2 separate regions of the Homo sapiens genome follow, and region 2 is linked to region 1. A link is an interaction called in ENCODE POLR2A ChIA-PET data of the cell type or tissue named here. Cell type or tissue: OCI-LY7. All regions are shown on one strand. Links, peaks and the distances in the headings refer to the core of each region. The heading gives the core; the rest is flanking DNA.

What was found. ChIA-PET counts read pairs that join two places held together with the same protein. Peaks named below come from ENCODE experiments on the same cell type or tissue, not always from the same donor. Only the 100,000 strongest peaks of a DNase experiment are listed, where the experiment ranks them.
Region 2: POLR2A ChIA-PET joins it to region 1 with 12 read pairs; 4 of 35 experiments call an interaction of 5 or more read pairs at or near these places.

The regions. Positions count from the first base shown.
Region 1 is chr4:169,651,490-169,667,782 of GRCh38, forward strand. All of the region lies in intron 2 of CLCN3 (chloride voltage-gated channel 3), which reads left to right. Among named protein-coding and RNA genes, the nearest start is that of CLCN3, 39 kb to the left of the region's middle. RefSeq lists enhancers at 8,689-9,561, 8,744-8,843 and silencers at 9,144-9,203, 12,449-12,743. In OCI-LY7, for the core only: no CTCF peak of the experiment used is centred there; DNase peaks (open chromatin) are centred at 8,682 and 8,992; H3K4me3 peaks cover 2,296 bases; H3K27ac peaks cover 2,490 bases.
Region 2 is chr4:169,707,411-169,723,703 of GRCh38, forward strand. CLCN3 (chloride voltage-gated channel 3) reads left to right here. Exons shown (of 13, transcript NM_001829.4): 12 at 5,669-5,885; 13 at 12,497-16,263. The coding sequence ends at 12,587. Among named protein-coding and RNA genes, the nearest start is that of HPF1, 42 kb to the right of the region's middle. In OCI-LY7, for the core only: no CTCF peak of the experiment used is centred there; no DNase peak of the experiment used is centred there.

The sequences.
Region 1 (16,293 bases), core at 4,548-12,547:
AAAATGCATGGATTTTCAAGTCCCCTATATAAAATGACATAGTATTTGCATATCACCTACACACATCCTCTTATATGCTTTAAATTGTCTGTAGATTACTTATGATACCTGATAAAATGTAAATGTGTAAATAGTTGTGCTACTGTATTGCTCAGGGAATCATGACAAGAAGAAGAAGCCTGTTCATGTTCAGTACAGAACAACCATCCATTTTTTTCCTAAATATTTTCAAGCCATAGTTGGTTGAATCCACATATGTGGAAACCACAGATGTAGAATCCCTGGATACAGAAGATTGATTATACATAAAATAATAAGTCTATGGACCTATTTTACACAGTTCTGAAATACAGAGGAAATTCCTTGGAAAAACCAGCACCTTAGAACACATTGAAGTCAGTTTAGATGCTTATGAAATTTGTTACCTACAACTGATTGAGACTGTAAATAAGATTAAACTAGAAGGGTTTAGGTAGGGAAAAAAAGAAGAAATCCACATTAGATATTAATAGAATTAGAGATACTTAGGATATGTTTTTAACTTAAAGACTTTTGAATTGTGACATAACACATCAGAAAATGCATAAAACGTAATTGTGTAGTTTAATTAGTTATTACAAAGCAAGCATCTTTGTAGCCCACTGAGGTTAAGACAATAAAGCATAACCATATTCCAGAAGCCTCCTGTGTACGTTCCTAATCACAACCCTTCCTTTCCCTCTGAAGGTAAATACTATTTTCTCTTTGTCTAATCACTTTCTTGCTTTACTTTGTGGTTTGCTCATCTAGGTATGCATCCTTAAGAATATAATTCATTCAAGCCAGAAATGGTGTGTTGAAAAAAGAAGTATATAATTTAGGATTGCCTGTTTTTGAAAGTTAAGTAAATGGAATCATATAGTGTATATGTCTTTGTTTCTTGGTTTCACACAATGTGGCTTTCAAGAATCAGGCATGTTGTTGCAGGTAGTAGCTGTGTGGTTGCTCTAAACTATTATATATCATTTTTTAAAAAATGAATTTACTACAGTTTACCTATTCATTTTACTTTTGATGGATCTTGAAGCTCCTAACAGGTTTTGGTGGTTACTAACAATGCTACTTTGAATATTATGCATGTACTTGTGTGGTACTTAGGTCCTTAGGTGCACAAATTTTATTTGTCCTGGATGTGAACTTGTTGGGTCATAGGTCATGTTTTCCCCAGTAGTGTTTCAGTATACATTCAGACCAAGAATGTATGAGAGCTTCCATTGCTTCATGTTCACTAACCACTTGATATTGTCACACTTTTAATTTTGTCAGTGTGCTAGCTATGTATGGATTTTGATTGTGGTTTAAATTTGCATTTTCTTTGTAGTCAAAGAGATGTAGCATCTTTTCATGTCTATTTGGAAATCCTTTTCAGAGTACCAGTTTGGGTCATTTACTCATTTTTCTATTGGAGTGTCTATCTTACAGATTTGTAGAAGTTCTTTATTTTCTAGACACAAACTTTTTGTTGGATAAATGTGTTACAGCTATCTTCTATGGAGTGCATTTCACTCTTCTAATGGACAAATTATGAACAAATATTCTTAGTTGTAATGTGGTCCTATGTGTTAATCTTTTGCTTTATGGCCAAGGCTTTTTGTGTCTTAATTTTAAAAAACGTCCCTACCCTGATGTTATGAAGACATTTTTCTATATTATTTTGTAAGAGCTTTGCCGTTTACATTTAGTTGTGTAGTCATCTGATTTGTATATGTGTGTGTGTGTGTATGTGTTAGAGTGTATTCATTTTTTTCTCATATAGATAGTGTGTTAGTCTGTTTTGCATTGCTGTAAAGGAATACTTGAGGCCGGACAATTTATAAAGAAAAGAGGTTGGCTGGGTGCGGTGGCTCAAGCCTGTAATCCCTGCACTTTGGGAGGCCCATGTGGGTGGATCACCTGAGGTCAAGAATTAGAAACCAGCCTGGCCAATATGATAAAACCCTGTCTCTACTAAAAATACAAAAAATTAGTCAGGCGTGGTGGTGGGCGCCTGTAATCCCACCTACTCAGGAGGCTGAGGCAGGAGAATCACTTGAACCCGGAGGGTGGAGGTTGCAGTGAGCCTAGATCATGCCACCGCATTCCAGGCTGGGTGACAGAGTGAGACTCCGTCTCAAAAAAAAAAAAAAAAAAAAAGGAAAGAAAAGAGGTCGTGCAGGCTGTATAGGAAGCATAGTGCTGGCATTTGCTTCTGTCTGGTGAGGGCCTCAGGAAGCTTCCAATCATGATAGAAGCTGAAGTGGAAGCAGGCGTGTCACATGGTGAGAGAGGCAGCATGAGAGAGATGCCAGGCTCCTTTAAACAACCAGCTTTGTTGTGAACTAACAGAGCAAGAACTCACTCATTATCATGGTGAGGGCACCAAGCCATTCATGAAGGGTCCACCTCCATGAAACAAACACCCACTAAGCCCACTTCTAACACTGGAAATCGCATTTCAACATGAGATTTGGAGGGGACAAAACAACCAAACCATATCAGATAGCCAGTTGTCCCAACATCAATTACTAGAAAACAATTTTTTACCCACTCTTGTACAGTGCCACCTCTGATACATATATGAAGGGCTCATTATATATAGGAGGGCCTATTTCTAGACTCCCCATTTTGTACTATTGGTTTTTCATCCTGATAATGGTTGTGTGTCTTTTTCTTCTCTTTTTCCCAATTCTTCTCCGTCTCCTTTCCTTTCTCCTATTCCCTCCTCTCCTTCCCTCCTCCTTTCCCTTCTTCCTCTCTCTTGTTCTCCTTTCTCTCCCCTTGCCCTCCCCCATCTTAATCTGTGTCACTGTAGATTTATCAATAGTTAGTTTTTCCAATGAATTGGTTTGCCTTTTTTGTTCTTTTCTATTATGTATTTCTTTTCTGTTTCATTAATTTCTGATCTTCTACTTTCTTTGAGTTTATTTTGATGAGTTTTTTTTCTAATTTCTTGAACTGGATGGTTAGCTCCTCAGTTAACTTGCCTTTAAGTGCATTTAAAGCTATAAATTTTTTTTCAGATACTGTTTTATTTCTATGCCATATGCCTTTTTTATTATCACTATTTAAAAATCATTTTTAACGTTTATAATGAGTCTACTTTGGGCTATAGGTTATTTAGAAGTTCAGTTTATAATTTCCAACACATGAGGAATTTCTGGCTGTTTTTAATTATTTATAACATTATTGCATCGCGGTCCGGGAATATGCATTATGTAATTACAGTGTGTTGAAATTTTTTGCAACTTGCATTGTGGCCCAGAAAAAAAGTCAACTTTTGTAAATGTTCCATGTATGCTATAAGAATACATAATGTGAAGTTTTCAGTTATGGTGTTCTCTCCATGTCCATTAGGTAAAGTTTGTTAATCTATGAAAATACTCTGTTTCTTTACTGATTATTCTCCTTGTTTGTTTCTATTAAGTATTTTAAAAATTTTCACTGTATTTGCACATTTATCTACTGCTTCTTGTCATTCTGTCAATTTTTGCTTTATATACTTTGATCTTATGTTATTAGGTTATATCTTCCTGGTGAATTGAACCACTTTTATTTTTTAAATAACTCTATTTCTAATTATAGTTTTTTATCTTACAATCTACTTTGATATTAATATAACTCCCAATATTCTTTGGATTAGAGTTTGCATATTATACTGTTTTTATCCTCTTTACTTTCAGTCTTTCTGCATCTGTTTGTTTTGTTGAAACTCTTGAACTGTATAGTTGAACTTTCAAATCCAATTAGGTAGCATTTATTTTCTAATTGGAACATTTAGTTTGGTTCCACTTAAGGTAAATAGTGGCATATTTGGATTTAAATATTTCTAAAATTTAGAACTCTTAAAATCTTTTTTTGCTTAGTCTTTATATTAGCTTATGTTCATGCCTGAATATTTGAGAAACTCCTTCAAAAGGAATTGTTTAGGCATTAAAACAGGTTTGCCGGTTTTGGTTCTGATTTTGAAAAATTGATCATCGTGTGATGTTTTTTGTTTTTGTTTCTAAGATGGGGTCTTGCTCTATTGCCCAGGCCAAAGTGCAGTAGTGCAATCATGACTCATTGCAGCCTTGACCTCCAGGGCCCAAGTGATCCTCCTACTTCAGCCTCCTGCGTAGCTAGGACCGCAGGCATGTGCCACTATGTCCAGCTCATTTTTATAAATTTTTTGTAGAGACGGGAATCTGGGAATCTCCCTATGTTACCCAGTCTGGTCTTGAACTCCTGGCTTCAAGTGATCCTCCTGCCTCAGCCTCCAGAGTGCAGGGATTATAGGCATGAGCCGCCATGCCTGGGCCAATTGTGTGATGTCTGTGAAAGCAAACTCTTCATATTTTTATTCCTGTGATATGTTATTTGGGTAACCGGATAGCTATATTGGAAACTAAAACTTCTTATGTTTATGAGGTATGAATATTATAAAACCATTTTGTTTTTTCCATTTATTTTCTGGCTTGTCAGTTTTAAGAATTTCCACCTCTTCTTTCTTTAGGGCTTCAATAACTTTACAACTAATTGTGTAGTTTATTGATTGTCCCCCAGAAAAGCTTTGCTGTATCTTTTTTTTTTTTCTCTGATGCATTTTGATTCGGAGAATGACTGACAATGCAAGTTAAGGTTTAGTGCCATATAGTGTGTCCAAATGTAAACTTAAAGCAGCCTGTATTAGTCCCTTCTCATGATGCTATAAAGAAATACGTGAGACTGGGTAATTTATAAAGAAAAGAGATGTAATTGGCTCACAGTTCTGCACGCTGTACGCGAAGCATAGCGTCTTCTGGGGAGGCCTCAGGAAACTTACATTCATGGCGGAAGATGAAGGAGAAGCTAGCATGTCTTACATGGCCAGAGCAAAAGCAAGGAGGGCAGTGAGGGAGGTGCTACACACTTTTAAAGAACCAGATCTCATGAGTACTCTATAATGAGATAGCACCAAGTGGATGGTGCTAAACCTTTCATGTAGGCTCCACACCATGATCCAGTTACCTCCCTCCAGGCCCCGCCTCCAACATTGGGGATTACAATGCAACATGAGATTTGGGTGAGGATACAGATCCAAACCATATTACAACCATACTGATGGATTGTAAACTACAGTTTTTAACCTGCTTCTATTAATTAGAGGGGTAAAGGTTGTAATTTTTTATTAATGTTTATCTCATGTAAGTGGTTTTATTTATAAGCATTCTTTTAAAAATCTTTTTGGCTTGGTGCAGTGGACAGTGTTGGGTGGGCCTGGACAACGTTGTAAGACCTATCTCTACAAAAAAAGAAATTAAAAAATTAGCCAGGCATGGTGGCACACACGTGTGTATTCCCTGCTATTGGGGAGGCTGAGGTGAGAGGATCACTTGAGCTAGGGGGTCGAAGCTTCAGTGAGCTATGATCATGCCACTGTACTACAGCCTGGACGTTGGAGTGAGACCCTGTCTCTAAAATAATAAATACAAATAAAAAATCTTTTCATTATGGAAGAAATTTTAAAACATGGAAACATATGGAGAAGAATATTGTGTACCTTTTCATCCTGGTCACTTACTTTAATTAATTATCAATTCATAGCCAATTTTGTTTCATTTCTACTCCCTCAATTATGTTGTAATCTGAAACATTGTGTCATTTATATAGGTAGGTAGATATACATGTATATTGTGTATTTCTAAAAGATTAAGATTCTTTTAAAGGTCATTATTTTAAAATATGAATAATTCCTTAAAATCAAATATCTTGTGTTTCCCATTTCCCCAATTGTTTCTTAAAAAATTGTATTGCTGTATCTTTTAAGTCTTTTTAAAAAAAATTCTGTAGGTTTCCCTCTCTCCCTTTTTCCTTACTAAATTGTATTTGTTGAAGAAAACAGGTCATTTGTTTCCTAGTTTGGTTTTTTCCTGATTACATTTTTGAGCTATAATTTAACATGTTTCTCTGCTCCTGTATTTTCTATAAGTTGGTAGATTTAAAGGCAAAAAATTGTTTAAAATTTATTTTTATTGTTTTAAAATTTAAGTACTTCTAATATTGTAGATTTCTCAGATCATTACTGTTACAAGGGGCGGCTTAAAGGTAGAACTCTTAAAATATTATTATCATCTATTCTGCCTTCCTGGTTTGTAGATACAGAGACATCCCAGAGAGGTTGTGATTTATCCAGATTTCCACATCAAGTTGAGATTACAGTGGAGGGTGCGTTCGAAAGTAAAAATAACTTCTCCTTTTGAATTTTGATGGCTTCATGTGTGCTACTTGTGATTTTGGTTCTTTAGAATTCATCCTGAGCATTTTTCCAGAGCTATGCCTAGGAATTCTTGAATTTGTCTTCTGCTCTCTCTCTATCTGGGCTCCACCCTGACTGTAATTCAGTTTGTTAATATGGTAATAAAAAGTCTCTATCAAAGTCCTCTTATGTGTCAAAGTCCTCTTTTGCCACATCTTCCAGTCTACCTTGTGCTTTTCTAAATTGTGATTGGACTTAACCTGTGTACTGATTCTTTTACTTTAAGAAAGTGGCAGTTGTGGACCCCATAAACACAAGAGATGTGTTTACTTCTGAAGTTTTAAAGATTTTTAGGTTTATTATTACAAAAGTAATATATTTGTTTAAACAGTGTGGAATTATATAAACACTGAATGTACTCCTCAACCTCTCTACCTTATGTCTCAGTGATAACAATTGCTAAGGGCTTGATGTGTTTTATTCTAAACTTAATTCTATACAAATATAATTATATAGATATATATTATATATACACACAATTGTTTATCTTTAAAAATAATTCAAATATGGCTACAAAACTTTTACAATATGAAGCATTGTCAGTATTTATTTTACCGGGAGGATTTCCCCCATCAGTGAGTGCTGACTGTCATTTTCATTCTTTATGATCAAGTTGTAGATCAGGAAAAACAAGTTAAGAGAGTGCCTACAAATACCGGGAAAACTTGTGGATAGATTTTCATTTTTTATGTAAAGACATATAAGAACATGAATGGTATAAAAACAAAATCCTTTATAAATGCCATACAATTATATATTTAGAAAAATTATATGGTGGTAAAACATATAAAAGAACCACACACTCCCAAATTTACATTGAGCTAATTTAGTACAGTTAGCCTTTGTCAAAGCTTTCCTTGTTTAAAAAAACTATTGGCTCAGTGTGCAGGAAGGAGCATAGGAGAAAAAATTGCCAAGAATATTTGAAAAATACAGAAAATAAAGAAAAAAATCACCTACTATCCTATCAAAAATTTTAATAGCTAGAATCAGGATAAGATAGAATATTCCTGTGGCAGTAATTCTAGTCTATATTCCTTTCCTGGAACCCTGTCTCCCAAATTTCAGGTGAGATTTTATAAGAAGCTCTGTTTATCTGAGATTTAAAATATAAAAACTTGATTTAACCTATACAGTTTTTTAAAAAGACCCTAAATAAGTAAAATTTAGTACTCCACAAATTGAAGAGAATTTCTCTCTTCTCTTTACTGCCCTCTGAGTTTTCTCTTTCCTTCTCTCACCTCCAATTTTCATGTAAACACTTTCAGTTCGAGTGGACCTTAGAGATTGTCTCATTCAATACTTTAGGAAAACAAATTTTATAGAACCCTTGAGTTCTGTGGAATTGCTTCTAATGAACAACACCTTTTGTTGTTGTTGTTGTTTAGTGACACTGTGTAACAGGCATTTCAGGAGGAGAATCTCCCAGTCTAGAGGAATCCTCTCAGAGGTAGCTATAAAATATTGAACTCTGATCTTCAATAAGCATTGTGCGGTTTTTGTTTTTGTTTTTAATGACAGTTTTAAACAAGAAAGTTGCTTTATTTCTGAACTTCATAAAAATTTCTATTAAAGAGACAATTTCTGAATTTTATAACAATTTCTAGAACAGTTGAGTACCTCACTTTGAGACACATTTTTGCTAAAAGTTAAAAACACAAAACCCTTATGAGATAAAATAGGAAGCTAGTAGAGATAGGAAAGCCCTCTGCTTAGTAAACCTCTTTTTTGCGTAGTTTAGACACATACAATAGTAAAGTTACTTAGTACGTTGATAGTTTTCTTTCTCCTCAAAAGCTACAATGTCTTACTAGCTAGTTCCTTCAAGAAAGGAAACAAGAAGCCGCTGGAGGAGATTGGTGAGTGGGATAAAACACTATTCAACTCTTCAGTTATTCGGTTTTTAAATCCTCAATGAAAGGCTGCTGTATTATAGAGTATTTTTTTTTTATTTTTAATAGACTTAGAACCAAGTTTCTTGAGAAACCTTTGGCATATTGTAGTTTTTTTATGGCTATGACTCACATGACATTACTGTATAAAACTAGTACATTCTCTCGTAAAACCACACAAACTTACTAGAGTGCTGCTCTCATTTTTCTACATTAGAAATGAAAAAGGGCATTGTCTGCATTCAAAATTTCCTTTTTACATCTCTGTATTACTTTTTCCCCTTTATATTTATCTTAAAACCAAAAGAAATAATGTTTCTATTGTTTTACTGTAGTTACCACTGATGCTACCGAAGCTGTATTGTGAGTGTTTCAAAATTCTCAAACCAGTTTTGTGTGTTGTACTTGGAGCTTAGTCATTGTCATACGTAGCAGGACCTGATTAAGAAGGCTGTGCCGCCTCTAAGCCTTGCTAGATTGTAGCCACTAGCAACCAGGCTGCAATAATTTCCCTTTGATGACATCATCCACTGTGGAAGAACCCAGTTGCTTCAGCGAGTCGAACTACAGTTTTAACCTCATCAAATATGGCATCTCCCTTGCTTGCTGCAGCAGGGATGGAAGAAATGTCACTTTCTTTTTAAGCTAGCAAGCTTTTTCTTTTTCTTTTTCTTCTTCTATTTAAAAATTCTAATCATGGATGCTTCTTCCGACCCTTATTTGCCTTATGACGGGGGAGGAGACAGTATTCCCCTGAGGGAATTACATAAAAGAGGTAATACTATCCCCTTGCTGTGAATTCTCTGTTGGTATGTTTTGCATGCGGCTGGGCGGTCCTCTAGCTTAAACTGGTTCTCGTTTGTCCTTTAAATACTGCAGTACGTTGTTTAGTTGCCCTGGGTTGTTAGTAAGGGGAAAATGCAACCTTCTGAATGGTTGTGTAGCCATCCCTGATTGTTTTCTCTGTGCAGATTAGTACTGCTTCAGATCACGTCGGGCTCCGACTCCATCTTCTGCATGAAAATCTTCTTTCTAACTCTGAAAATGAATTAATCTGCTTTTACAGCCAACTAAAGTCGTGTTGGTTGGCATCTAAAAAGTAATGTTTTTCTTCCTTCAGAAAACTTACATTTCCTTTAATTTACACAGAGAAATCAGGTGCCTATGTACCATTATATTTTAGCTGCTGCCAATTACCATGTAGATTTTACACCACAAAGTAAATTTATAGCAAAAGCTTTACCTACATTTTAGAACATTTTAAAATGATAGTAAAGATGAATAATTTCTATATTAATACTTTTTATTTAATATGTATTTCGGCTGAGTAACATACTACATTGTCTTCCACAGGTATCTTGTGAAATTTGATATGATAAAACACATTTGACTAAATGTCAGAAAAAATAATATTGGTTTGTGAAAAGCAGAAGAGCACCCAGCATGCCTGTAAATCTTTTGGCAGGCACTTCCTCAGTCTCCTTAAAATTAATTGCATGTTAATTACTACCCTTTTTTTCATTTTTGTTTAATTGCTTATTCGAAAAACAGACTGGTCGACATTTGTTGTCCTAGAAAAAAATTGAACTTCAAGAAAAATCTCTTAGCTTATGTGACTTCATTTTTGAGCCACATTAGTTTGAATTACTGCATGATATTATAAACTCACCTTATGATTTAACCCAAACTTTTATTTGTAAGTATATAAGGAAGTAATAATGTTTTTCTAATATAATTAGCCTGCTTTATTTAAAATATACTTTGTGTTCTGATAACACTTTTTTTTTAGTATTAAGTTCCACTATAATTTAAACATTATAATGTATTCAACAAATGTCTGTTGGTTGCATTGTGTCTGCTACACACTATTTTAGGGTCTGAACAGTTGTAGCATTATTTATCTTGCAGTATTCTGTAGTTAGTAAAAACTTGCTTTTTACATTTTGAGAAAAGCTGTGTAAGGATCATGTTACATACATTGTGCTTTCTCTTACAGAGTTACCTTCTTAATAAAATTTTGATATATGTGTATATGTATATGTTAGAACATTTGGAAGAAATATCTAAAAGCATAAAGAAGAAAATAATTTCTTGTAATCACACCACCCAGAGCTTTTTAAATTTTTTTTCTTAATGTTACGATCATAAATTCTTCTATTTCCTATGTTCTGATTATCAGTTTTCTGGTAAGGAGTTCTTTAAACAGGAAGCAAGGTGAATGAATAGTGACTGTTCAAATGTCACATTATTTGCTAATCAGTAATTAAACTGTAAAACAAGACAGACTGTATTTTCCTCATGCTATTACAACATTTGGTTGTTAATGATGATAGATCAGAATACCTGGGCTTCAGAAATTTAAATTCCTTTTGTGAAGCTTAACAGTCTTTGACAGAACTTACTTATGGACTGTCTTAGTGTAAAATATGCAAATAATAAGAAATAAGTCAAAACTTATGTGAGAGTAGGCATGGTTACTGATATTACCTAAACGTAAGCTTTTTATTTCTATTATACTTTCATAAATAATCCTTTAAGAATCTTGCTTAGGATCTAAATCAGTCCCACTCTTGGCAGCTCAAATAGGTTCTTTATCCCTTGATGAGACTTATTCTATTAATATAAGTCATTGTTATTTGAAAGTAACATTGTGTATGTGTAGTAGAGATAAGTCAGTTATTAGGCTTTCGTGACTGTACTGTATTACCTCAAACATACTGTAGTATCCTAGTGTCTATGCGTAAGATGTTATTTTTTGTCCATAATTTATGACCTGTTGTAGCCATGGGTCAACACAATGGAATTGATGGAGACAGGCAGCTAACAAATCGAAAAAACTGAATCAGCTTCCCTGTGAGGAAGAACAAAACTATAATGATTAAAATTGATCTTCAGCCTGATAGTGAAGAGGCAGATAAAGTATAAAATTGTGAAGGATATCAATAAAGTAAACATGGATCTGTTTAGTAAATCCCTGAGTGCTATAGCCAAGGATTACCTTTGTTGAGTAAATTGAATTTAATACTACTTTTCAAGGCGAGATGGTAAATGGTGAAGCTTCCTATTTAAGTAAATAATGTCAAGTCTGGAAGTATAAGTAGATTCAAATTAGAATTAGTTTGATATACTATTGATAGATTAGAAATTAAGATGACATTTCAGAAATAGCCATCTTTAGGGGTAGATTTCCTATATAGAAACAATCAAGCTCTCTCAAAATGTCTCTTCCTTTTTTATCAGGAAAAAAGACTTGGCTTATCTGGACTGTTAGTTTTACACTTTTTCTTCTTAATTTGTTCAAGATGTTTAAGTAGTTTTAGAGGTCAAATTTCTTTCTTCTACCAACCCTTTATAATGGATTTGATCTTTTGGGCCTGAGCCTCCATTTACTCCATGAGGGGCCTTTAACAATTATTTAAATATTTAATTGTTTCATTCAGAGTGAGCATATATGTGTGTGTGTGTGTGTGTGTGTGTATATATATGTGTGTGTGTGCGTATATGTGTATATATATATATACATATACACACACATATGGCACTCCTAGGTGCTGTGGAGAATTATAAAAATAGTAATATTAATAATAGTTAATATTTATTAGAATTTCCTGTTAGCTGGATACTGTCCTAAGTGGGTTTTTTTGTTGTTGTTGTTGTTGTTGTTGTTGTTGTTTTCTTAAGAGAGAGGTATCACTTTTTCACCCAGGCTGGAGTGCAGTGGAGTGATTATAGCAAATGCAGCCTTGAACTACTGGGCTTAGATCCTCCGTCTCACCCTCCTTGGTACCTGGGACTGCAGGCTTGCAACACCTTGCCTGGCTAATTTAAAAAACAAAATTTTTTTTTTTTTTAGGGAGAGTCTCACTATGTTGTCCAGGCTGGTCTCCAACTCCTGGGCTCAAGCAACCCTCCTGCCTTGGCCTCCCAAGTAGCTGAGATTACAGGTGCGAGCCACTGTGCCTGGCTTGTTCTAAGTGCTTTATGTGTATGAAATTATTTAAATCCTCATCACAAGTTTATGAAGTAGGTACTGTTATAATCCCCATTTTCTAGTTGACAAGACTGAGGTAAGGAATTGTTAAGGAAAAGTCAGAATTCCATCCAGATATTTGGCTCATACTTTAATCATGAGGCTAAACTGCTTCTCTCTACACGTATCTTCATAGTAACTTGTGTTTTAAGTCTGGTAGAAGCATAAGAAGTTTAAACACAGACAGAATCCTGTGGAAGTTAGTAAATTTCTAGTGAACGATAGAAATGATAGAAATCTCTTCTTCCCCCAAAGTCCCAAGAACAGATTAGTCTGCTTTTGACAAGTGTTATCAAAGTAGACTGTTCTCACATACACAGGGGACTCAATAGGGCATTCCTGGTGGATATAATAAAATGAGTAAATGCGATAACAGGAGGAAATGCCTAGTGTGTTGCTCTTGGATTAGTTTTGATACAACAAAGGCAGCTTTGTTGTGAGTCAGTAGAGAGGGTAGTGTAGAAAGGTGGAAGTTGGAAGAGTGGCAGATCCTAGAGGACTAATGATGGGCTTAAACCACAAAAAGTGTCGCTTTGCCATTGAAATAAAAGTTTGGGGTCTTATTTTTTCAAGTTTCTCCCTGAAATTATTTCTTGACATTCATTAGCTCAGCAGTGTATCTAAATAAAGCTTTTTTGGGTTTCTATTATAATAGAGGTTTGTTCCTTTTTCTTCCCTTTGAAAAGTATCATTTTTTGCACATTATTTGAAAATCCAGGTGTTATATGATATTCTTATTGCCAGAGGGACATTCTGCAGGCTCTTTGTAAAATGATTTTAGGATTCAGATACTTATTATATTTTTATTGGCCCTAATATTTTATCCAACTAGAAAATTAAACCTCTTCTTAAAAATTAATCCATCTAAGTGTCTGTAAATTAAAGGAACAACTAAAGATTCTTTATTTGGTGTCAGAAACTCCTTGTTTCTACAACAGTAGTATAAAACAAAGCCTGTTTTTAAATGTACTTTTCCCACAGTATCTGAATTTCAAATCTTCAATAAAATCTGGTTCATATTACTACCTCTAGCTTGATTTTCTAAAAATAGCTGACACTTTAGTATGGTTAATTTTATGCCATCTCATGGCTTGTCAGAAATGCTTTGTATCAAGATTTCCGAGTGTGAACAGATTTCCTGCCGCATTGATTAAGTTTGTAATTTTGGCTATTTTCCCAGCATCGAGGTTTCTGCTTTGCGTTTATGCAGGAGACTGGTAGTTTAAATTGAACTTTAAGGTTTTGTTTCTTGTTTTTAAGTTAACATATGTTTAATTTCTAGTTTCTTTGTAGCCCTTTGCAACTTTAATTAGGTCATAAAATGGATTTACTCTAGTTTCTCTAACAAATTTTATAAATTTATGAAATATGAAATTTAGCAAATTTTATAAACCTTTTTATTCATGTATTGTACAGCTCATCATATTTGCAGACATAATAATTGAATGTGGAACTTGTTTCCAATTACACAGATGTCTTAATATCCACCTTATCATCTCTAACTAAGGATGTGGCTTTTTATTTTGAGGTGGCAACAGAACAGAAAAGAAAACAGTGAATTGAGTAATGGGCTTAGTATTGCTGCTGCCTGGTTGTGTATCTTTGGTAAACTTCTTTGAGATTTGGCATTAACTTGCAAGTCTTTGCAGTTTAGACAGTTAAATATGACTGAATGGCTGAACAAATTTTAATAGCGTATGCTTCTTTTTTGCTATTTATTTACCCAGTAGACATTTAATTGACCACCTGCTAAATGTGAGGCACTATTCTTGCCATTACCTTTTTAATCTTTGATTTGGAGTCTGCTAACATTCTGGAACTTCCACTATCAACTTAGAACGTTTACTTTCCCATCCCTTACCAGGATGGCCATTTCTTATCAGTAGGGTCACAGAGAGAGAAAAAAAAAAACCATCTGGGGCTAGACTTCCTGCTCTTAACATACAGAAGCAAATAGGTTGTGAAGGAATACATAGTATTTTGGATTTCTGCCTCTTCCTTCCATAATTTTTTTAAAAAGGTTCATATGTTTTATGTGTGTCTTATGTAACAGTAATCTGCATTATGAACTTAAATGACGAGGATCACCATTTCACATCTTTGGAGATTGATCACAGAGGTAATAAGTAACTCTTTTTAAATAACTATATGCATCATTTTTCATGTAAAACTATTATTTGGATAAACCCCTTTGAGAAAAGGCTTAGGCTCCTGCCAGTGTCACTGTGATATTTACTAATAAGCTCAGTTTAAGGCGCAGCAATTAAGGTTGTGTTGTTTTTTTTTTTTTAAGTTCAGTTCAGCAAATATATGTGGAAAGCTTGTGGGTAAAATTATATTTGTATTTTTGGGAAAGCAGACAATTTTATTAATGCCTATATTTTTCTAGTTCAGTGTTTGTCAAACTTCAAGTTTTAACATGTTGATCATGAAACCAGTTGACTTGTGACCAGTATTTTAAAAGGAAAGATTAAAAAAACAAAATAAAATATCAGTATATACCAAGTAGTAAGAGTAAGCATTGTTTACTAAACTTTGGTTTTATTTAAGTACATATCTATATACTATGTCAGTGAGAAACATTTCTCCACTTCATGTTTGAAAAACATTTCAAAAGCTAAGAAAAAGTTTGAAAACCTGTTTGTAAGTACACCTGGGGTAAAGGTACACCCTGTGGCATAAGATGTCGGGAACAACTGAGGGTAAGAATGGGGATGCATTACTATCGTAAACTTCTGCTAAAGCATAAGGATGTGAGTGCTGGGAGCAAAGCAGTGCTCACCACTTCTGCAATTTTCTATTGCAGCATTTTAAATAATATGGGAAAAAGTGGACTGCAACCAAAGGCAAAGAGGGATGGTGATGGTGAAGGGTAAGATTGTATTTATTGTCCAAAGGCTAAGTGCATATACATATGTGTTTGGGAGAAGGCATCACGTAATAGTTCTTAACCTACTCTGAGAGAAGGTTGTCCACATTTCTTAAAGTATACATGTAAACCAACAATGAAATTATTTTAGTGACTTGAGAATCAAAGTGCTAGAGTTTGAATCCCTGTTCTACTACTTGCTAGCGGTGTGACCTTGGGCCTGTTTAACTCTTGACACCTTGTTTTCCAAATTTATAAAGTGGAGATAATAATATCTGTCACATTGTGTTGTTGTGAGGATTATATGAACTAATATATGTAATGTCCTGAGAACAATGTCTGGTACACATTAAGTTAATTAAAATTAGCTGTTCTTACTGTTATTATTAGACATGAGCTAGATAACAGTGGCCTCTACATGGGAAAGATTATTTTAATTCTGATGTAGTTCAGTTTATCTATTTTTTTTATTTTTGTCCCTTTTGCATTGATGTCATATCTAAAAAACCTGCCTAACTCAGGATCACAAAAATTTACTCCTGTATTTTATAATTTTAGCTCTTTAGATCTAGGATCCATTTTTAGCTAATTTTTATATATGGTGTGAGGTAGGGGTACGGTTTCATTCTTTTGCACGTGAATAGCCAGTTGTCCCAGCATCATTTATTCAAAAGACTATTCTTTCCTCACTAGAAAAAATATTTCTTTAAAGAATAATGAATCCTTTTTTTTTTCTTTTTAACCGCTGTTACTCAGTTGGAAAAAGAATAATGAATAATTTTAAGTAATTTTCCTACAGGTAAATTTAAGTCTTTATGTTTAGATTACACATATTAGGAAATAATGGATTTGTATTCCATAGGTATGCTTGATCTTTATAAAGTTCCCTGTCTCTGGAAAAACTAAAATAAGGCAAAACAATCTTCTTAGTAGAGTTATTTTTACAAGAAAGTTGCAAGCCAGTTTTAGTTCATCGATTGGATAATTTTTCCTGCTTGCTGGAGGTATTTCAGTATTGGTAATACCTGAACTATGAGATGCATGAATGATGCATTTTAGGAATTTGTTTCTGTGTCCATACCAGGCATAATGAATTAAGTTATCTGTTAAAAATACAGGATTTTTGCTCAATATACAGTTGTAGAAGAACTCATTGTCCAAATTTTTAAGACTTTTTTTTCTTTTTTTTTTTGAGATGGATCTCGCTCTG
Region 2 (16,293 bases), core at 5,600-13,599, 57 kb after region 1:
AAGGAAGGTATGCTTCAGTGGATGATTTTCTGCTATTTAGCAGAAAATCTGTATTTCAGTTTTGTCTTTTGATCTGGCATTGTACCAGAAATTGGAGTCAGATTATTTTCCCACTCAGATAAGCCTAGATAAGTTGATCTTGGTTATTCAAAACAGCATGTAATATAAGACCTTAGCTAAATGCATTCAGTCAAATACATTCTTGTATTTAATAAAGTTGGCTTATTGGAATACAAGTTATTGAAAATCTCATCTTCATCAGTCTCTTTCATATTAGAATAACACTGTTTTGCTTTATCAGTCTTTGGGGTTAGAATTATAATATTAATTTATAATATCTGATTTAAAGTGACAATCACTGAGATTTTTATTTCTGATCAAATGCCAGGTTGAAAAAGTATAACGTATCAGTCCTGTTGTGTTTTATGCAGACTTTCCTGAAAATACTGTTTAAAGGTATTAGCCATAGTGTATTTCTTGGAGATAAATTAAACTTTCTATAGTTCTGTTTCTCTAAAATTTGTTTTTCTCTTTACCTTATAGTCCCGCAGTATTGATGAGGAGACCATTAAGACTTAATATTTTTTTGACACAATCTTATATCTCTTCCTCCAACCCCTAAAAAGTGACTGAGGATAGGTACATCAAGCCATTGCTTTGTTACTCCCCAGGTTTTAGTGCCAGACCCTGAATGGAAGTGTCAAGCCTTTGGCCTGTCTGAAAGGTCATTCCTGTGAGCATATCATCTCCCTTCCAGCTTACCTCTGTGGCCATTGCAAAAGGATTTAAAAATAATTTTTGTGCCATTTGAATGGCACAAGACCAGACAGTGTATGTGGGGGAGTGTTTCTCAAATCAAACTGGAAACTCTTTAATTTGTAAGAACCATTAAGCAGAGAGAGAAAAAAGAAAGGAAAAGAAAAAAGATCCTACAGAGAACACCCTGTTCAGTTTGGGAACAGGCTACAGCTTTGGATTTTTCAAGGCCTAGCATTCCCATCATTCTAAATTTTACTTAGCTAATACAATAGTAGTTGCCAGAGCTGATGACATAGTATTTTGTCATGCTTGGCTCCGTTCAAGCATTTTAGTTTTTTAGCCATTACCATGGCTAGACCCAGTCAAAAGAATTTCATTGTTTAAGATTCCCATTCTCTAGTTTTTACTAGTAGCCAGCCAAAGAAAAGAAAAAGGAGGTCAGAATTTCGGTATTTACATAGAAATTTAAGGGGAAAAGGCCAGGCATGTTTTTAAAGTGTGGAAATTAAGAACTATTCATTATCCCACTGATTGTGTGGATGTGTTTTTTAAAGTTTTGTTACTGTCTTGAGAGAGAGAATATTGAGATAGGACATAATGTTGGTTTAAGGGAATGAGGGTACTTTCTGTAGGTGAGGTGCCAAGCCATGTCATCAGAAATGTTAGTCACATGACTTTCTAAGCACACCTTAAATGTTTTACCGTGTATGTTTTTGTAAAGTTTTAAATTTTTAACTGGGAAAAACAGACCTGTATATTAAGTTTTATATATATATATAAATTTAAAATTACATATATATGTTTATATATGTAACTTTTATATGGGAGAGATATATATTTCTATATCCTCTATAAAAAAACATATCTATATATGAAAATTATGTACGTAAATGTTAATTTATAATTAATTATATAAATATTAACATAATTACATTATATATATAGAAAACCTAGTGTACAGATCTGTATATAAATTAAAAATGTATGTGTTATATATAGTTACATCATATAATACATATAATTGATATATATAATGATAAATACTTTATTGAAGGATGAAAAAATTTCCATGCTGTCTCATAAAATAAGATGGTTGACATATGCTAAACTAGATAGATTCTCCTGTTTCATACTAAAGCAGAATGTTGTAAAATATTAAATTCAAATGAGATGTCTCAGATTAAGGCCATTTCAACAGGAATGCTGAGACTTTAAAAAAAAAAAAAGTCTGAGGCTGGGCGTGGTGGCTCATGCCTGTAATCCCAGCACTTTGGGAAGCTGAAGCAGGTGGATCACTTGAGGCCAGGAGTTTGAGACCAGCCTGGCCAATGTGGTGAAATCCCGCCTCTACTAAAATACAAAAAAAATACATGGGTGTGGTGACGCATGCCTATAATTCCAGCTACTTGGGAGGCTGAGGCAGGAGAATCACTTGAACCTGGGAGGTGGAGATTGCAGTAAGCCCCACCACTGCACTCCAGCCTGGGCGAAGAGCAAAACCCTGTCTCAAAAAAAAAAAAAGCCTGAATTATATCAGCAAATGAAAACTGTAATGTTGTTCTCTGTTTCAGAGGCCCTTGAATGAATAGCACTAAAAATATTTTTTAAAAAATGAAGAAAATGAAAATTGTAATGTTCCTTATTTAAAAGGCCCTTGAATGAGTAGCATCAAAAATATTTTTAAATGGGAGGCCAGGGTGGGAGGTTTGTTTGGCACCAGGAGATCAAGACCAGCTTGGGTAACATAGCAAGACCTTTGTCTCTACCAAAAAAAAAAAATTGTCTGGGTGTGGTGGTGCCACCTGTATTCCTAGCTACTGGGAACGCTGATGCAGGAGGATCCCTGGGACTCTAGAGTCCAGAGTGAGACCCTGTCTCTAAAACAAACAAACAAACAAAAACTGTATTTATGTAAAAGTAATACTTGTTTTTTAAATTTTATTTATTTTTAATTGATAAAAATTGTATGTATGTTTATGTGATGTATATATTGTGGAATGGTTAAATCAGGCTAATTAACTCAGATTTTTTGTGTGTGTGGGGAGAATATCTAAAATCCCTCTCCTTAGCAGTTTCCAAATGAAATGAAAGAATAAAAGTGATTTATTTTTTTGAGACAGCATCTCACCCTGTTTCTCAGGCTGGAATGCAGTGGCACGATCTTGGCTTACTTGATCCTCGACTTCCCTGGCATCCGGTGATCCTCCCACTTCACTCTCCTAATTAGCTAGGACTACAGGCATGCGCCACCATGACTGGCTAATTTTTGTATTTCTTGTATAGGCAAGGTTTTGCCATGTTGCCCAGGCTGGTTTCAAGCTCCTGGGCTCAAACGATCCACCTGCCTCAGCCTCCTGAAGTGCTGGGATTACAAGTGTGAGCCACCACACCTGGCGAAAAGTGTTATTTTTTTAAATGACAAATTTAAGTCAAAGAGATTGAATGTTCACTTCTGGTACTTTGTATATAAGAGAAACATTCCATTAAATAATTTTTTAAACATTTCTAAAATTACATATTTTGTCATTAAATGTTTAAACAATCAGTATAATTTCATTGATACAGTGTTTGTTATTTTGTCGGTGTTTAAGATTGATAATTGGGGTTAGTTTTAATTCAGAATGTTATTCTATTTAATGTCACACTTCATGTCTTTTTATTTTGTATATCTATTAATGAATTATTTTAGCTATAGTTATTACTGTTTTAGAGATGAGGTCTTCTATGTTGCCCAGGGTAGACTTGAACTCCTGGGCTTCAGCAATCCCCTCCTCAACCTCCGGAGCACATGAGATTAGAGACGTGTGCCACTGTATCTGGCCTGCTGTAGTTATTTTTAATTCTTTTGTCTTTCAACTTTTATACTAGAGTTAGAAATGATTTACAAACCCTATTGCAGTTTTAGAGCGTTATGAATTTGACTATATATTTCTTATAACAACTTAACTTCAGTTGCTTACAAAAACTACAGAGTTTTACTCCCCCGTCCACATTTTATACTATTGATGTCACACTTTACATCTTTTTATTTTGTGAATCCATTAATGATACTTCTGGTAGTTTTTACACTCCACTATTCAGTTGTCAGACACCATTCAGTTGTTAGATTGTTATGAGCTAAAAGCAACTTAATGGGTATTTTTCAAAAATCATTTATGTCAATTGCTAATGGACTTCTTTTCTATGCCATGATCATGCTTTTTTTATTTTTGAGACGGAGTTTCACTCTTGTTGCCTGGGCTGGAGTGCAATGGCGCGGCCTCAGCTCACTGCAACCTCCGCCTCCTGGGTTCAAGCGATTCTCCTGCCTCAGCTGGGATTACAGGCATGTGCCACCGTGCCAGCTAATTTTGTATTTTTAGTAGAGACAGGGTTTCACCATGTTGGCCAGGCTGGTCTCGAACTCCTGACCTCAGTTGATCTGCCCACCTTGGCCTCCCAAAGTGCTGGGATTACAGACGTGAGCCACTGCGCCTGGCCTGATCATGCTTTTAAGGTGGTTGAGTAAGTACTAGTTGCTGGGGCTTTACTTAGTGCCCTCCTACTCAAATGTGTTAGAACATAGTTAAGAAGGCTGTAGTGTTCAAAAGGAGTAAAAAGCAGTGCAGTGTTTGCAGTAATATCTGCTTCTCAATTTAGGACTGATGCTTATTATGGCTTAAATGTTTTTGTAGTAAAATTTGTATTCAAAAAATATATTTTTTTTTCTTTTTGCGACAGAGTCTTGCTTTGTCACCCAGGCTGGAGTGTGGTGGTATGATCATGGCTGACTGCAGCCCTGACCTTCCGGGCTCAAGTGATCTTTCCACCTCAGCCTCCCAATTACTTGGGACCACCAGCATGCTTGGCCGATTTTTTTTTTTTTTTTTTTTTTGTAGAAGCAAGGTTTCCCTATGTTGCCAAGGCTGGTCTTGAACTTTAGGGCTCATGTGATACTCCTGCCTCGGCCTCCCAAAGTGTTAGGATTACAAGCCTGAGCCACCATGGCCGGCCAAAATATTTTCACTATAACAAATATCATATCTGTATATACTCAGTTTTAATACTAACTCAAAGTAGAAACATAAAGCTGAATGACTATTTTATTTTCAGATTCTCTCCATTGAGTTTCCTTCTCCGTCTTGTGTGATCTCTGAACTTTTCTCCATCTTTGCCACTTCTTGTCTAGCATTTTTTTTTTATCAGCAGTTTCATTCAGATTTTTTTTTTAGTTCTTTCAACGGTGGAGTGGAAGTAGGCAGCAGGACAGAAGAACTTGAAGCAGAGCACACTGGAGAGGAGAAATTAACAAAGCCTTTATGAATAAAACAACCCCCCAATATCAGTCTGTGTGCATTATGAGCATAATTGTACTTTCATCTCATCTGTAATGTTCATGACTTTTCTAGAAAATTATACTTTAACATGAGAAAAGAAAAAGAACCAGCTAATTCATAGGGATGGAGGACACAGCATAGTCAAAGCAAGAATGAAACTCTCTTTAGTGCCACCTCCAGTGCAGAATAAGTAACATTCAGCAGAGGCAGGTTTCATTTGATAATGGATTCCTATAATAAACTGCGCTCAGAATTTGTGCAGGTTTTAAAATCCCGTATTCCAAACCCACTTCCTTAGCCCCCAAGTTAGAAAACAGCTTCAGTAAAGAAAATTGTACGATGATATAACTTTACCAAAAAATAATTTCTTTCCATGAAGATGATATATTATTGTTGACTTCTAATTCAATCAAATATAAACAATTGCTAAATGGCTTTTCAGTTGACTCCTTTCTTGGTTAAGGAGAAGATAGGAAAAAATGAAGGGATCAGAAGTCATAGGATACATTAATTTTTTTTATCTCTGAATAAACAGGTTGCCTACTTAAAAATCTATCAGTTTAAAAGTGTTGGTCTCTTCTCTCTCTTTTCAGAAAGTGCCAGGAAAAAACAAGAAGGTATCGTTGGCAGTTCTCGGGTGTGTTTTGCACAGCACACCCCATCTCTTCCAGCAGAAAGTCCTCGGCCATTGAAGCTTCGAAGCATTCTTGACATGAGCCCTTTTACAGTGACAGACCACACCCCAATGGAGATCGTGGTGGATATTTTCCGAAAGCTGGGACTGAGGCAGTGCCTTGTAACTCACAATGGGTAAGTCTGGTACCACAGGAATCAGTTCACTTGCTAGAATATAGGATCCTTTTTAGTGGAATCTATATAGTTATTAGGGGAGCATGTGAGTCAGCTCCCAGGTGGGAAAGTCTGTCCTATGGTATAGTCACAAATATAGGATCAGTCAATCAAATTTCACATTTACTAAGGAATAAGAAAGATGTCATCTGCCTGCTCTTTGCCAAACAGTGACATTTGTAAATAATACCTCAAAGTTGGAAAAGAGGTGCTGAAAGATCTCCAGCATGAAAGCATGTTGAGCTTAGAGTGCTTCTTTTCCTAGGGAAGAGTGGACCTAACCTGCATGGAGCACTGCAAAAACCTGTTTTATTTTTGTAAATGTTTCATTTTTAGTATATAAATTTCTAGTACAATAATAAGTTTCTAGATATTTTGCTATTTACTCTTTCAGCCAATATTTGATTTATCATGTAATGAAGGAAAGAATATATACTTAAATGAAATTTGTAAATGAGCTAAAAATCTCCTTTAACAAATGCTTTGTTTCCTTTTGTCTACCTTTCTCTATACACAAATCTTTTATATTTATATAACTGCTAAGGACAAATAAATACTCATGTATTTAAAATGTATACATTGATAATTTATTTTTCCACCTTTTACACATGAACTGCCAGTGTTTCTCCATTGACAGGAATATAGGAAAGAAACAGATGTCACGGGGGTTGTGGAGACCTTAATGCACAGAATTGATTTAGCAAATACACTACTTCGTCACCACTGCTCTCTTTTCCTGGACCTGGGATCTGTTTCTCCACACTTCTTTCTTTAGGACCCTTCATTTCCACTATATATTCTTTCTTGTTGAACTTAAGAATGTTGTTTTATCCGAAGGCAAATACCAAAAAACAGAGGGTATTCTTGGATTATGCATAAACTGGATGGCTAATCCTGAACAGCGTAAAGCTGGTTGAAATTCTAAACAGAGAATCATAGCAGTTTTTTGTTGTTTTTTTTTTTTAACATGTTGTAGAAAACACATTGGTGACAGAATACATGACTCCTGTCCAGAGAAAGGAGAGAAAAAGAACAGAAAGGAAGGAAATTTGTTTATTGAACACCTTCATATTTTCTCATTTAACTTTGCAGGACCTCTGCAAAGTAGGTAGTTATAGCCCTACTTTACAGATGTAGTAATTAAAGCTCAAGAAGCTTTAATAATTTGCCCAAAGTCATGTGGTGAACAAGTCATGGTTCAAGGAATCAGACTGTCTTTCCTACTTTAAAACCCAGCCTCTTGCTACTATTTTGCACTGTAAGTGACTGATAGAAATCCTCTTTCTTTGTGATTTCTTAAACTACTAAAACATTTTCTTGGCCAATATATTAGATTGAGTTAAGAATAGAAATATGAAACTAGAGAATTAGATCTATGTTTAGTGTTTTTCACTGCGCTAATTAAAATAACTCTTTAGGAATATGAAGTAAATCATTAAAGAGATAAAGCCCTTAAAGGCAGGGAGTTTAGAATTATTAAATTCTAATAATTTAGATACTGATTGGAGAAGAGATGTATTCATAAGTTATTATTGTTACTATTTGTCTTTGTGTAATATTGTTTGATTAAATGATGGCACCGACTTCATTAAGTTTAAAAACTCAGTACTAGTTAAATGGGGCAACTTTTCATAAAGCTTTGCTAGTCCTTGAGCCCTTTTATTTGTTAAATGGCTCAACTGGAACCTAAGCTGAGTTGTTACAAACTATTATTTGCTTCAAGTTGTTTTCTGTTCCTGGCATGGCTTTTTCTTTTGTGTACTGACAAATATAAATGTTATTCTGTTGAGTTATGGTTAACTATGAACACAGAACTGTTAGGGATTAATTTTCATATTTCAGTTTGTTGATTAATTCCCAGGTATTTGGCAGCATAGATATTAGAAAGGAAAATATTTAAAAGAAAGTGTAAAAATAACGAAGTGTATAGAGCGAGGGGTGGATAGCTAATTAAAATTTTGTCTGGTCCTGCCTGTTCATATGAAAAAAGGGGTTGGACTTTCTTCTAAGGGAATATATTAAATTGCTTTCATCATATTTTCCTTATTTCTGTCTGTCAAGGAAAATAAATTGATACATATATGGGGAGAAAAGAGATCATTTAGGGAAGTGGCTCATGGGACTTTTTGTTTTGTTTGAAGTGTATTAGGAAGTCGGGTGTTTTTTTTCTCACTTAAATTATTTAAAACCCAGAAAAGAAATGATATCTTCTGGTTTTTAAAGGAGACCATGAAGTTCTGCATAGCTATCATTGATGTGTAGTTCATACTGCATTTTTAGAAGTGGAAAATAGTTATTTGGAGGAAGATAACAAATCTGGAACCTTAGGTGCAAGGAGAAAAAGAATAGATGAAAGGGAAAGATGTTTGTAAATTATAAAAATTTCAATTAGCTATTGGTTTTCTGCACTTTATATTTTAACTGCAGAATTTTTCAAAATCAGTTAATCTTGGTGGAATTAGCAGGATGTTAATAGGAGTGACTCAGAAAAAACATTTTGTGACTGTCTAAGTTTGGAAAGTATTGGATTAAATACAATTGAGGTTTCTTTACTATGGAACTCCTCAGAACTTATAATATGTTGATATTCTTTGATTCCCAGATGAGGGGATGGGTAATAGGATACATGGTTTTCCAGACTTGTTTGAAAATGCAACTATTTTTGGGTTGCAGGGAAGGATATAGTAGAACTCATGGGAACTGGTGTTTCTTGGAACATGCTTTGGAAATGCTGGGTTATGCCCTGTTAACTCTTACATCATTAGTTTTTAGCCCAAAAGGAAACAGCAAATAATGTTTTATATGAGCCACATTTTGCGTTGATTTTCCTTCCACTCTGTAAAATTACTAAAGCAGCACTCTGACTTTATTATGCTCAAATCGCTCTTCTCCATTAATGTGTGTTTCTCCATCTTTTAGGGTTTTTACTTTATAAATACAGAGATTACTGTGTAAAATTCTAAATTTGCCACTGGGTCGTTATACATTTGTAACCTTCCTCACAGTATATTTTGTGATTTGGCAGAGTTTACCAATATAGATGATACTAACTGAAATTAATCATTCTGTATAATTGGATAGAAAAGCATGAGTAAGAATTCAATTGGTATTATATTTAATTAATTGCCAAGATTTTCACATTTCCTGACTACAACAATAAAATCAAATGAATTGATGGCTTAAAAAAAAGAAATCTCAAATGTTTAGTCAATGAAGAACATCTATTGAATGAGTGAATGTTCATTATATATAGTGCATTTTCTGAGCTTTTTTGGAGGGGGAAGTTGCTCCCATGCTCTGAGAACTTTTAAGGATCGATACATTATTTTTAACATAATAATGAGAAAACATGAGCAGAGAACCCATTTCTGTCATTCCCATTCTCTATCCTCCTGCTCCCCCACCTCCCACCCCAGCCATCAAGCTAAGTAACTATTTTACACCTGGACGTAGCTATAGGAACAGGCTACTTTGAAGTCTCCTAGTGACATCCTTCAAGTCTGAATGTTCAAAGGCAGTTTAACAGGGAGGTTGACTTAATGAGATCATCAAGGAAATGTCCAGTCATCCTGAAGGGTATTTTGGATGGGCTTCCAGAATTTAAAGATTAAAGTTTTTTTAAGGTTTTTTTATTTTCACTGTTTATATTGCCACATTAATTTCCATTATAAAACCAGTAACCATAGTTTTGTTTTAATTAGCAATCTAATTATTTTCATGTATCCTCATTATGAGAATTTATGTCCATCACTTTGCTTGATGTGATAACAGTGACATGCTAAATGAGAAACAATTGTTATTTAGAAAAAAATGCACAAAGTGAAAGTCCTTTTAATCCCTAATCATAAATACATTTTATTAGCTTACTTTAAGAAGTGGCAGTCACAGCTCCTGAACATTAGGGAGTGTTTCTTTTGGTCAGCATTATTTATTTAGTGCACATTGCCTTTAATTTTAATTTGAAATTATAGTAAAATCCACGGGAGTTTTTAAGTCTCCTCACAGCCTTTTGCTACCTTTTCACCAAGGTAGATCCAGATGATAACTGCTGTGTTGTGACATCATAGAAATTAGAAAAATATTTTCCTCTGAGGAAAGAACATTGTAAATGAAACTCTACATATCAGAGGTCTATAGCTATGTATCAATATTAAGTTTCTTTTGTACTTTGCTTTGTAGTCATCTTCATTCCAAACTTTCATAATTATTATTTTTACTTTAAAAAGAAAAATAACCCACCAATATTGAAGATTAGTATTGTGTCACTTTTGAAAGTCAGTAGAATTTATGCAAAAGGAACCTGGAACTTTAAATCATTTTGTTTTTATTTTCTAAAGTTCATGAGACTCATTCTTATGGTTCATGTTTTTATTTTTTCTCTCATTCTTTATCATTATGATTGGAAACTCTTTTAATTTAATTTCTCACACAGTTATTAGCATAATAATCTGTTTCAGGATTGTCTTGGGGATCATCACAAAGAAGAACATATTAGAGCATCTCGAGCAACTAAAGCAGCACGTCGAACCCTTGGTGATTAGATATATCAGATCTCCTCATTAGACACCTTAGAAGTCAGGAAGCATGAAACTTGTGAACTGTTGAGTTCTGTCTTTCCCAGATATCTGCTGAACAAAAATATCCTACTATGCTGCCAATTACATTTGTATCTGATAAAATGTGTCTGTAAGATAAATTTAGATATGTGTAAAATCCCATTTATAGAAAGTAAGCAAAAGTTAACATCTCTCATCAAATCATTCATTACAATTTCAGAACTGTAAACAGTTTGGTAGTGGAATAAGTGAATATTATTGGACATTCTTAAAGTGAATATGGCAAATCTGTCTACCTCAGTGGATACACCGGTCTCAGAAGACACCTGACTGGTTAAAAATGTCTGACCCATCCCCGCAAGCCCTTTTTTTTTTTTTTAAATGTTTCCCGATCTTGTGGTAGTCTTATGGTAAATCTAAGCTCCTAAAGGATTTTAAAGGAGCTTAGCAATTAGAACTGCTTACAGTTAAATGGATTTTTTAATGGGCACACTAACTAGAGTGTAATGTGTATATTATTTGTGATCATAGCATTAGTTCTTTTTCTGCTATACCCTGCATATCTTCAAAGTCACAGTGTGTGTCCTGCCATCTCATTAGTGAATTGTACCTAGATTATGTGTGTGCCCCTTTTGTATGATGTTTCTGGAACGCTATAAGCAGCTTTTAGAGTCAAATGCATTCATTTTAACTGGCTTTATGTCCTAGTGGTTTCATGACTACAAATTTGAATTATCTTACTGCATAACATAAAAAATGTCTGGCTTTAGCAATTAATGCCCGAAATTATTTTGCCCTGCAATTGTCATACCTGTATGAAACCTGTCCCAGTTTGCTTAAGTGCACAACTGATTATGTATTCCTGTGTGTATGCTAATATTTCACAAGTGTTTCATGCATCCTTTTTTAAAAAACTACTAACCAGAATATTATCGTAGCTACTCATTCATTCTGCTTTCTGCTTCACCTATAATAATCTTTTAGGACTGCCTTCTGATTTTTCACCTATCTTTTAATGTAAGCATTAACAACTAAGACTTTCATAAAAGCACTGTATCTTAACTTTCCTGGCCTAAATCAAAAAAAGGAAAACATTGATAAGTGTCCTAGAAACTTGGATTCTTTTATAGATTTGTTCTTGGGGCTCTGATGTTTGGGATTGACGTTCTGTGCTGACCATTTTATATGCATTTTATCTTAATAGTATGTGCTTTCATGAAGATTCTGATACAAGTGGGCAATCCTTAAATTATCTTTGAAAAATTGGTTAATTTTGGTTAAAAAAGGGAAAGTGGCTGGGTGCAGTGGCTCACGCCTGTAATCCCCAGCACTTTGGGAGGCCGGGACGGGTGGATCACAAGGTCAGGAGTTGAAGCCCATTCTGGCCAACATGGTGAAACCCTGTCTCTACTGAAAATAATTGGGGCATGGTGGCACATGCCTGTAATCCCAGCTACTTGGGAAGCTGAGGCAGGAGAATTGCTTGAACCGGGGACCCAGGAGGCGGAGGTTGCAGTGAGCTGAGATCGCGCCACTGCACTCCAGCCTGGGCTACAGAGCGAGACTCTGTCTCAAAAAATAAATAAATAAATAAATGAAAAAGAGAAAATATTGAGAGGATTTGGTCATCATTTTACTGCTCTCTTCATGTGATGGAAATCAATTTTCCTTCTCAAATGGGATCAGTATCATTTCCTAGTCATACATCCATCCAGTTTTTGTTACTTTTTTGTTGGCATACATTAATCAAAATAGCTCTGCTTCATTGAGGCATGCAGTCCTCAGACTCTCGGTGGAAAGGCTGTCATACTATTAGTGACCATAGTAACTTTTTATACCAAAGGATGGTTGCTGGATAATTTTAATATCTTTACCAATAAAGTACTTTTTGGAAATACAAAATCAGGCTGCTTGCTTTGCTCTATTCCTGTCAACAAAAAGGATTTAGCTATAGATTTAGCTTCTCCTTTTATTTTCCCTTTTATTTCATAGGAGTCTTCTGTTTATTCCTTTCAGGCGCCTCCTTGGCATTATAACAAAAAAAGATATCCTCCGGCATATGGCCCAGACGGCAAACCAAGACCCCGCTTCAATAATGTTCAACTGAATCTCACAGATGAGGAGAGAGAAGAAACGGAAGAGGAAGTTTATTTGTTGAATAGCACAACTCTTTAACCTGAGGGAGTCATCTACTTTTTTTTCCTCCTTTACAAAAAAAGAAAGGAAATATAAAAGCCGGGTTTTTGCAACATGGTTTGCAAATAATGCTGGTGGAATGGAGGAGTTGTTTGGGGAGGGAAAGGAGAGAGAAGGAAAGGAGTGAGGTATTTCCCGTCTAACAGAAAGCAGCGTATCAACTCCTATTGTTCTGCACTGGATGCATTCAGCTGAGGATGTGCCTGATAGTGCAGGCTTGCGCCTCAACAGAGATGACAGCAGAGTCCTCGAGCACCTGGCCTGTTGCTCCAACATTGCAAAGACACATTATCAGTCCCTATTTCTAGAGGGATTACTTTGAATTGAGCCATCTATAAAACTGCAAGGTCTTGCCCTTTTTTTTAATCAAAACTGTTCTGTTTAATTCATGAATTGTATAGTTAAGCATTACCTTTCTACATTCCAGAAGAGCCTTTATTTCTCTCTCTCTCTCTCTCTCTCTCTCTCTCTCTACTGAGCTGTAACAAAGCCTCTTTAAATCGGTGTATCCTTTTGAAGCAGTCCTTTCTCATATTGAGATGTACTGTGATTTTACTGAGGTTTCATCACAAGAAGGGAGTGTTTCTTGTGCCATTAACCATGTAGTTTGTACCATCACTAAATGCTTGGAACAGTACACATGCACCACAACAAAGGCTCATCAAACAGGTAAAGTCTCGAAGGAAGCGAGAACGAAATCTCTCATTGTGTGCCGTGTGGCTCAAAACCGAAAACAATGAAGCTTGGTTTTAAAGGATAAAGTTTTCTTTTTTGTTTTCCTCTCAGACTTTATGGATAATGTGACCGGGTCTTATGCAAATTTTCTATTTCTAAAACTACTACTATGATATACAAGTGCTGTTGAGCATAATTAAATAAAATGCTGCTGCTTTGACAGTAAAGAGAAGGAAGTATTCTGATTAGCTGTATCTGGTATTAATTGCATGTTAAAACACTGGAATTTTTAAAATTGAAATTAGATCAGTCATTCTTTTCTTTTCTCAAGATATCTCATGGCTGACACTGAAGAAGAAATGTAATTCATAACTTGCACTAAATGTATATTTTTTTTCTTAAAAATTTACCATTCTTATTTATATTTTTATGGATTAAAATTTATAAAATACAGATCAGTTAATATTGCACTTAAGTAATTTTACCTTTTTAATGTGATTTTTATAGAATAATTCAGACTTACAAATACAGAGATATGAACAAAGTTTACAGTGGGAACAAAGGTTTAAAAAAAGGTTGTGGTTCTCTCTCTGTGATCCAGTGTGCACATAAACCTTTCTCTGATCTTTCACTGCCATCCTCTGGATTATGTCTTCTGACCTGTCCATTTTGACCCATTAACTGGAAAGTTGAAAAACTACATTAACTGGAAAGTTGAAAAACTACATTACTTTGGAGAATAAAACCGAAAGTTCGTGTATACCTTCTTAAAAAAAAAATCAAACCAAAAATGTGAAAACAATAGAATTGCAAAGATAGCAGTTAAAATTTTAATCTGAAAATAACCTTTGAATCTCGGGCTAGGTTACGTCCATATTTGAAGTGGTCAGTGATGGTTTGAACATTTTTTGCAGGATGAGTGAAAATGCACTGGATTATATTTGGGATTTTTGTTTTTGGAATTGTCTGTTTTAATCACAGCCTTAATTCACAATTGGCAAAGGCAGTTTACTCAAAGGACTGGGCTAAATATTCTGTAATTATGCATTTTTGATAGGAAAATGAAATTTTTGCAAACAGACATTTTCTTTTTTTTTGGCTGGAGTGCAGTGGGGCATGGTCTTGGCTCACTGCAGCGTTGACCACCTGGGCTCAAGTGATACTCCCGCCTCAGCCACCCAAGTAGCTGGCACTACGGGCACACGCCACCATGCCCAGCTAATTTTTTTGTATTTTTAGTAGAGATGGGGTTTTGCCATGCTGCCCAGGCTGGTCTCAACTCCTCAGCTCAAGCAATCTGCCTGCGTGAGCCTCCCAAAGTGGTGGAATTACAGGCGTGGGCCACTGCGCCTGGCCCAGACAGACATTTTCTGAAACACAACTGGCAATGAGCTGTTTTTACATTTTGAAAGTGATTCTTCACTTCCTAGTTCTTAATTATAGTATACCTATTAAGATCTGTAAGATCCTGAAGACATAAGATCATGAAGCCATATAAGAATGAGGATTGAAAGTTGAGCAAAATTTTCGGGATTTTGGGAAACATTCTTAGCTGTGCTATCTGCCTAAAATTATTCCTTATTACTTCTCTCCTTTGACAGACTTCAAGTTTTCTTCATAGCCCTTTCAAAGTTTTTTGAGCCATCCAGAGTAAAATCATTTCTAAATGATAGTTCTGTATATCTCCAACTCGTCTTAAGTGTATTTGCCTGTGTGCAACGTATTGCTAGACTATGAACTCCTCAGCATGGCTGCTGGATAACTTAATTGTCCTGAGTTAATAGCCTTCAAAGGACAAATCGGTTTCTTTGCAGATAGCTTCGTAAAACTTCACATGGAGTTTATTTTATCATATTTCCCTTTTTTATTTCTGCTCCTCCTTTAATTGCCCATCTTGCTTCAGAGACTGACATTTCAGGGTGGATATTAATTAAAGCATTAATTTTGTTTTTTGGTATATTTCTATCCCTAGTATTTCTATCTTACTGCTAAAATACAGGAAAAGTGCCGTATTTTTAATGCATTTAGTGGTTTTCTTTGGTGTTATCTGTTCCATTTTTCTTTTTCATACATTGAAGTGTGTCTCCTTTTCAACCAAAATAATGAAATAGTGGAGACCATGAAATTGTTGTGCCTGGCTAATTGGCAAATTAATTTACCAATATAATAAGTGTAGCGCCTTGTTTGAATACCCTTTTTGAGAAGGTATGATGAGAATGGGCAAGGGTGTCAGCATCTCTTCTTCTTAATAATTAATTGTTTTCAGTTTTGGTTCACGAAGAATGCTTAGTTAATCTGTAATGTTGCCTAGAGCTGTATTTATCTGTTTTTATTTATACTAGTGTAGTAAAGCTGCATATCATTACAGTAAAAACGACTACTGTGATGAGTTAATCAGAAAATCTATTAAAATCTATATGACAATGTGTGGTTTGGCCTTTAATTATATCTGTAACAGTCCTCCCTCTTCACTGCTGCCCTACGCAGTGTAGGCCGATATGCCTGGCACAGGGAGCCCCAAAAAGGTAATAATTATAATGCTTCTCTCAGGTTACAAAGCATTTCTACACTTTGCAAGCAAGGAGCAATAGAAGAGTAGATAGATGCTGGATTGACAGCAGGATGTTCATACCACCAGCAATGGTTTAGCGCCCCCATTTGTCAGTGAAAGCTGCAGGTCCACAGAAAACTGATTTCATTTCAGCTCACTTTCAAAAGTGATTTTTTTTTTTTTCGCAAGAAAAATTACGCTATTTGCATGAAAAGAGGTAAAACGATTTATTTACATGTCTTTAAAAAATCACCTTGGACATTTGCTAATAGAACTGCCAAAAGAGGGTGGTAAGTAACAACCTTTGATTAAGATGTGGTCTTTTACTATTAAGCTTTTAGTAAAAAGGAACACACTAAAAGTTCAGAGTAGATCATTTATATTCACTGAG